2 separate regions of the Homo sapiens genome follow, and region 1 is linked to region 2. A link is a contact called in ENCODE Hi-C data. All regions are on one chromosome and are shown on one strand. The core of a region is the stretch at or near the end of the contact, and the rest is flanking DNA. Distances in the headings are between cores, read along the strand shown.

What was found. Hi-C counts contacts between places; a loop is a spot of excess contacts on that map. Pooled maps may share reads with other maps.
Region 1: a loop to region 2 is called in a map of CD4-positive, alpha-beta T cell, with 9 times the contacts of the local background. The contact joins the enhancer-like site here to the promoter of RAB22A in region 2. A Hi-C loop is called at or near these places in 4 of 168 maps with a recorded cell type or tissue (CD4-positive, alpha-beta T cell, CD8-positive, alpha-beta T cell and posterior vena cava) and 7 of 50 pooled maps.

The regions. Positions count from the first base shown.
Region 1 is chr20:59,147,670-59,151,591 of GRCh38, reverse strand. It overlaps a transcript of ZNF831 not described here. Among named protein-coding and RNA genes, the nearest start is that of ZNF831, 14 kb to the left of the region's middle. RefSeq lists a silencer at 1,458-1,680. Within about 2 kb of position 2,276, at least 13 of the 41 ENCODE cell types and tissues checked have a DNase peak (open chromatin) inside an H3K27ac peak, as active enhancers do; they include CD4-positive, alpha-beta T cell and CD8-positive, alpha-beta T cell, where a contact is called at or near this core.
Region 2 is chr20:58,307,583-58,311,643 of GRCh38, reverse strand. It overlaps RAB22A (RAB22A, member RAS oncogene family), which reads right to left and starts at 1,929. Exons shown (of 7, transcript NM_020673.3): 1 at 1,632-1,929; 2 at 522-601. The coding sequence starts at 1,667. It also overlaps the pseudogene PPP4R1L. RefSeq lists silencers at 1,531-1,860, 1,901-2,460.

The DNA.
Region 1 (3,922 bases), core at 1,027-3,526, 840 kb before region 2:
AGAACTCAGGTGGAATCTTGGCTCGGTATCTCACCAGTTGTGGCCAAGTTATTTTACCTTTCTAAGCCTCGAGGTTTTCATCTGTCAAGTCAGGGCAACAAGAGCCCCAGGCACATGGGAGAATTAAGCACAAGATGCTAGCACAGGGTCGGGTGTATCATAAACACCTGGTCAACGCTCACAGTAGCATCACTGTGGTTAGGATTATTCTCCTCAAAGGTCTGCAGTCCTGTGGCATCTCAGCAGGAGGGTGCCCAGGGAAAGGGCCATTTCCTTCTGTCCAGAGATGGGTGCTGGAGCCTCAGGAAGGGTTATCCCAGGAGACAGAAGCCATGTGGCTTGCTGGGAATACACAGATCAGGGTGGCAGGTCATGCACACATCAACACACCCCCTCCAGCCTTAGGCATCCACCTCCATGCTAGCCCCCTCGCATCTTCATCCACACCAGGAAAGTAAGTGTGTGCATGTGTCCCAGCCCACATGTACCGGGAACATGGGCCTCTCCAGAGACCCAGCCGCTATCAGCCCGGTACCCCTGCACTATCGGAAACCCATGGACGGCTGGAGGCTGTGCTCATGGGTCTCCCATCTGGGCAGGCGGGCCAAGTGTATTTGTATATAATTTGCATGGTTGACACAGCCGTTCCCATCTCTGCAAGGAGAACTTCCAAGCTAACCTGTTATTACTGCTCCTCTGAAGCTGGCACGGCCCGCCCGCCCACAGCCAGCGAGTACTATGCAGAGAGACAGGCCAGGAGCTGACTGAGCGTTCGGGTGCGCCACACCAACCTCCCTGAGCCTCTGTTTCTCTCCTGGACAACAAATCACTACACACCTCCGTTGGGCAGACTCAAGGAGAGCTCCTTGCCCACAAAATGACAGCGTGTGCTGGCGCGGAGTACTGGCCACAGCATAGTGGGCTGTTTGTTATTCTCAGAAGGTCAGGAATTAATCTGGATGGAGAAGTTTGCCTCAACGTTCCTCCCAGATGATGGTTCTGAGTCTCATACGGTGGGTCCCCTATGCTATGGTTACTATTCATAGATGATCTATAAAAATACAGGATTGCCTACTTAAATTTGAATTTCGAAGAAATAATAAATATTTTAGTTTAAGTATATCCTGTGCAGGCTTTGGGACACGCTTATACTAACAAAGTATTCATTGTTCACCTGAAATTCCCATTTTAACTGGGCATCCTGTATTTTATCTGACAACCCTACCTGTGACCCGAGGTCCACTGGTTTCCATTACGACTTATATCCTGTTTTCTCACAGTTTTTACCTAAACTCAAAGGAACACGGTCTCTGTTTCCTAAATGTGCAGCTTCCCAATCTAGGATAGGGAGGGCAGAGGTTGCATGTGAGGAAAATTGAGACTTGCTGAGAGGAGAGAGGGAGGGAAGGAGAGAGAGAGAACATGTGTTTCCTAATTGAGGTAAAAATCTAAAATCTGTTCCTCTTTGGTTTCTGTGAGGAGCCTGGTGGTTACCATTGTGAACGTGAGGCCACGTTTCCTGTGGCAAAGGGTATGTGTGTTTTTATCAACAGAGCCCGTTTCTAGGGCTCCTCTCAGGATGTGAGGCCCGTAGCAGGTCACAGAGGAAAAGGCGGGCCATGGCGGGGCAAAGGGGGCTGGCGCTGGCGTTGGATGGGGGTCCAGCCATTGAGGCTCCCTGGAGAGCCTTAGCCCTGTGTGGGACGACAGCCCCCCTCAGGGCCTCGGCTCAGATTTCCCTGTGCACACCGGCCAGCTGGAACATTCCACAGAAAAAGGCAGTGGAGACTGGGCCTTGCCGGATTCCCTGGGGCCCTCAGGGCAAGTTCCAGCCCCGCCATCCACACAGTGTCAACATCACAGGGACAAGGCTCAGGCATGAAACATGTGTTGGGGGCCCTGTGGATGGTGTCTGCTCTCCATACAGGGGCTCTGCAGCCTCTCTCTCCGACAGGCCAAGCCCAGGCTTTTGGCGCTCACTCAGGAGGGAACCCTTTTCCTTCACGATTTTTTTTGGAGGAGGGAGATCTTATTTTATAGTAAGATCAATAGATATATTATGGAGTATAAGGTTAAAGTTTTATATCTTTAAGATACAATGCAAAAAGTAAAATGAAATGTATAAGACTCCGTTTCTTCCTCCATAAAATGGTATTGGGGAAGGCGCCAACCACATGGGGCCATTACAGAGATTAGACAAAGAGACATAAGCAAAGCCCTTCTTTGGCACAGCCCCAGGCCACAGTCACATCTTCTTTAATTGGAAGTTTGCCATTGAGACTGGGCCCAAGGATTAACATCCCTTCATCTCGTCTGGCTTATCAGACCTCCACACACAGAAAGAAATTGCAAAGCAGCAAAGGGAGTCTAGGTTTTGAGCACCAGAGGAAGCTGGTTAATCTTCAGTTGATTTTCTGATGGCACCTCTGGTCTGATCTCAAACAGAGGATGGGGTCTGAGAGCCCTTACCTTGTCTGACCCATCAAGATGGGCACCCATCCTATTCATCTGTGGCCACAGACACGGCCAGCCTGGAAGGGATGGAGACCCTCGTTACCAATGGAGACACCATCCCCTGGCTCTGCCCCTCACAGCCTCTGGCCAGGGCTGAACTCGAGTGCCCGCAGCCCAGAACGCTGCAACTGCACCTGCTCTCCAAGGCACAAGATGCTCTGGGGAAGGATGTGGTAAGCTGTGTCCAAGGTGCAGGGGTGTTGTGGTCAGGAGGGCAGAACTCACACCAGGTATGTGGGTCTGAGGTAGGAGGCTGCAGGACCTCTGAATCTCCTGGCTGGGTGACAGGATGGAATTGAGCCTCAAGACATGAGACCCAGAGTCAGCACCCTGCTTGCTCTCACGCTCTGTTCTTTTTTTTTTTTTTTTTTTTTTTTTTTTTTTTTTTTTTTTTTTTTGAGACGGAGTTTCGCTCTGTCGCCCAGGCTGGAGTGCAGTGGCGCGATCTCGACTCACTGCAAGCTCCACCTCCCGGGTTCACGCCATTCTCCTGCCTCAGCCTCCCGTGTAGCTGGGACTACAGGCGCGCGCCACCATGCCCGGCTAATTTTTGTATTTTTAGTAGAGACGGGGTTTCACCGTGTTAGCCAGGATGGTCTCGATCTCCTGACCTCGTGATCTGCCCGTCTCGGCCTCCCAAAGTGCTGGGATTACAGGCGTGAGCCACCGCGCCCGGCCGCTCTGTTCTAACCCATCTTCAGAACATCAGAAATGTAGCAGTGGTGATGCTTCCCAAGGACTGAACAGGGACTTTGCCACTGGTCCTCAGAGCTCATGTGCACCCCTTGGATATCCCCCCTCAACAGAGAGGCCAGCCCCATTCCATCATGGAAACCCTCCCAGCCTACTCTGATGAGATTGTCCGTGTCCCTGTCTTGGATGGGCCGACCACAAATGACTTAGGAACTAAACGAAGACTATGCATTGGCCTTGACCAACGGCACTTAACAATTAGCGTCAATGGCCCCATCAGGCTCTAGGTTAGTAGGAGAACATTCTCAAGCATTTCAGAGAGTATAAGGGACGTCTCTTCTAATTAGGGTCCATGATGTAGTCATACTTTCTTATTGATCTAATAATTGGTGCAAATGTACAAAAACAGCTGTCCCAACAGTGTGCTGCCACGTGGCCTTGGGTTTTTCATTCTGGCCTGTAATCCCCCCTTTTACCACCTCAGAAAGCAAGGCTTCATGCGTACAATCATGCCTGCATTTCAGCTGCTCTTCAGATTTACAGCCTCGCCTCTGAAATATGAACAGGTTTTTTGGAGATAATTAGTCTCACACACAACTTCAGCCAACATCTGATCAACCCCAGTCATATCATTAGTTCTTGCTAACATATTACACTTTGCCTAAACTATATTGGAAGATGTTCTCCAGTTATGATATCTGATTAGTCAAAATCA
Region 2 (4,061 bases), core at 680-3,179:
AAAAACATATGAACAATCAACTTTACTTATCCATAGAACCAGAGAACTGAAAAAACCTTCCATTTCAATATGAATTTATTAATTTATTATTACTACCAGTACAGGAATGTGTAAGGGTTCAGATCTCAACCTACTACTTTCAGGAAGGACAAAAACCATTTAAATGTCTTTTACTTGATATGCCTGAAAGAATAGCACCAGGATCTATTTTCATCTGCCTTATTTCAAGGTGTAATTGCTGTTGATATTTATAGACCGAAGCTTCTGTGTCTGTTCTAATAATTAGTAGAACTCCAATTCATATTTGCATTTTGAAGTTCTCACCCCCAACAAGTCCGAAGATAATTTTCCTAAAATACACAGATCCTCACTGGACTCTTTCAAGTCCTTCCAGAGATGATGCGAACCAGCGACTCAGAATTCAATGACTACAAAGCGCAGGGCCTACACCTGTAACACACTATGTATTTGGAAGGATTTTCAATGCACCTTTAGATGTGTATCAAATAAAAGTCTCTTACCCTATTGTTGGGTTGATGTTTGGATCAAAACTGTCTTCCACAAACCGCCACACAATACTCGATTTACCTACACCTGTATCCTGAAAGAGAACGAGATGAGGGACTGAGAAAAAGTTTACCTTTTGGCAGACACCAAAAACTACTTTGTGGCATAAGTTCAGGATTTTAGAAAAATCACCCTAGACGTGTAAATTTTATAAACGGAGGAACACAAAAGCGGTTGTCATAAAAATTCAGTAGAGTAATTAGGAAATTCCAACTGTACTAAAAGGGAGAGGTTTTTGCCGTTAAGACAGATTAGGACCTTTTGAGAGACCCAAAGTTTCTGCTTCGTGTAAAAAGTAACAAGTCCACTTGCTTTTTAACATATGTTAGTAAACTTTGAACTCCTGAGTTACCTCTGAGTAATCCCTGATGAATCCTAGCCCCACCCTATTTGGGGGAATAAAGATTAGTTATTGGAGTTCCTGCCGATCTTTAAGGCAGAAACTCTGGAATGACAGCATCAATTTCAGAAAGAAGGCTTTGAAATGGCCAACACCTTGTCTTTCCTGACAAGACAGGAAGCTGAAGCTTCAAACTAGTCTTTGGGGCTTCCTGATTTGAACACCCCTTTTCTCCACAGGAAGAGTTACTTGGCAAAGTAACTCTTTGGACAAGTGGCAGGGGTATCCCACAAGTTCAAAAACACCCAAGAGACAAAGTAGGCTAATGCTGCTTGTAAAACCTAAAGACCTGTTATTGGTTTTACTTTGGAAGACTTGGCCAACTCCCAACTAATACCTTGGTAAGTTGGGAGAAAACTATTTAAGAACCTCTCTTAACCCAGATGCAATAGAGAGGCAAGGGGGGGCTGTTTGCTCTTTGTGGGGCGGGAAGAGTCCACGGGCTCCAGGGAGGGGAAGGGGAAGGGTCCCTTCGGCCTCCAGGACCTTTTCGAGAGTGCAAGAGGTGGGCGGGACGGCTCCCGAGCTGGAGGGAGGGTCCACGGGGCTGGCAGACAGCGTCTTGGACGTGGGAGGGGGGAAGGGATGAGGGGACAGGGGGGATCCGGGGTCCCCGCCAGCCCAGCCTCCCGTGGCCCTCCCGGCCGGACCCGCCGCCACTCACCCCGAGCAGACACACTTTGAGCTCCCTCAGCGCCATGGCCCGGGAGCCAGGGGCGCGGGCCCGCCGCCGCCCTAAGTTGAGAAGGGAGAGGCCAGGCCCAGCAAGAGCATCCCCTGGCGCCGCTGCCGCCGCACGGCCCAGCCCCGGTCCGCGCAGAGGCGGCTGCCGCCCGTCCTCCGGCCGTAGGTCCGGCCTGTCCGCTGCCAGCCGCGTGGGGCCCGCCTTAGCAGCCGGGACGCCGCCGCGGCCTTCCGGGAGCCGCCGCCGCCGCCATCTTGGGACGCCGGCCGCGTCACCTGACCTCCCCGCCCACCTCGGCAGCCACCTTCGCTGAGAGGGCGGGGCCGGCCGGCCGGCGCGGATCGGGGGCGGGGCCCGAAGCCGACGGCCCCGCCCCTGTCTGCAGGGCCCCGCCCCTGTCTGCAGGGCCCCGCCCCTGTCTGCAGGGCCCCGCCCCTGTCTGCAGGGCCCCGCCCCTGTCTGCAGGGCCCCGCCCCTGTCTGCAGGGCCCCGCCCCTGTCTGCAGGGCCCCGCCCCTGTCTGCAGGGCCCCGCCCCTGCCGGTCCCGCCTCCATGCCCATCCCAAGATGGCGGGTGAGTGGGGCTGGGCTCGGGGGATGCCAGGGGTGCCCCTCTCTCTCTCGCCCCGTGACCACCCCGCGAGGCCGAGGGGCCCCTGCCCGACCCCGTCCCCTCTCGCCGCAGCCCCCTGGTAACTTCTTGTGTGTTTCTTGGTTTTCAGAGATCCCCCTGTACTTTGTGGACTTGCAGGATGACTTAGACGACTGTAAGTAAGAGTTGGGGCACCCCTGTCCCTCCCTGGGACCCTCTCAAAGAATTCAGAGTGCACGAAGCGCGGGGCGGGGGAACCTCAAGCCAGGCACTCCTTGTCGGGACCAGAACAGCGGGACCCCCAACTGCCTAGATCCACTGGTGGCGGTCCCTCCTCCCTGGGCGGGGCGGGCTGAGGGTGGGAGCCCTTCCCTTCCCTCGGGGGAAGGATTTTTGTTGTTGGGGAAACTTTGGACTCCCTGTCACTTCTTTTCTTCCTGCGCCTGCAGCTGCCGTGGGATGGGCGGAGGGGGTAGTCCCAAGTCCTAGTCGACCCTGGGCGGGCGGGGGGTCCGCCACCTGGGAGGTGGGTGACTTCCCTCTCAGGGCCTTGCCCTTTTCCTAGGGACTTTTTAGGACTGCTGGGGGGTTTGGGAGGTCCCCCTCTCGGTGTGGCCGGTCACGGAGTTGCACGGACTTCTCAAGTGTCCTGGCCACAAGCCCGGCTCCATCTCTTATCCCATGGAGCCCATTGGCCCCCGCATTTCTTGGGTGGGACCCTTGTCCCTTCTTGCCCTCTTTTTTGGAATCATGTTAAGGGCTGGTAGCTGGGGGAGGTGTCATCTTAGAAATCCAAGTTCGCATTTCTGGTGAAGGAAGGAAGCGTTTTCTCTCCTGTCAAGAAACTTACTGAGCAGCTATTTGCTCTGGGGGCCACGTGTTGGGCTCCGAACCTGCAAGGATGTGTTGAAAACAGCTCTACACGCAGGGAGCTCACAGGGTGTGGGGAGAGCCTACTTGTAAACAGAAAATTACCGAGCACCGGAGTGCTTGCTGGTGAAGAAGCCCTATATAAATCATCCAAATAGCTAACATTAATTGGGGGCGTACTGTACGCCAGTCATATACAGTACTTCCTCTCATCTTTCATTCCACATCTTCAGGTTTCCTAATAGTAAGAGTTGGTGTTTACTGAAAACTTACCATGGACCAGACAGCGTTAAACTCTTTTTTTTTTTTTTTTTTTTTTGAGACGTAGTCTTGCTCTGTAGCCCAGGCTGGAGTACAGTGGCACGATCTCGGCTCACTGCAAGCTCCACCTCCTGGGTTCACGCCATTTTCCTGCCTCAGCCTCCCAAGTAGCTGGGACTATAGGCGCCCGCCACCACTCCCGGCTAATTTTTTGTATTTTTAGTAGAGAAGGGGTTTCACTCTGTTAGCCAGGATGGTCTCGATCTCCTGACCTCGTGATCCGCCCACCTCGGCCTCCCAAAGTGTTGGGATTACTGGCGTGAGCCACCACGCCCGGCCCAGTCTTAAACTCTTTACACACATTAACTCAGAAGGCGCAGTTTCGGCTGGGTGCGGTGGCTCAGGCCTGTAATCCCCGCACTTTGGGAGGCAGAGACGGGCAGATCACTTGAGTCCAGCCTGGCCAACATGGTGAAACCCTGTCTCTACTAAAAATACAAAAATTAGCCGGGCTTGGTGGCGCGCGTCTCTAATCTTAGCTGCCCGGGAGGCTGAGGCAGGAGAATTGCTTGAACCTGGGAGGCAGAGGTTGCAGTGAACGCCACTGCACTCCAGCCTGGGCGACAGAGTGACTCCGTCTCAAAAAAACAAAACAAAACAAAACAAACCAACAAGGGGCAGTTTTGT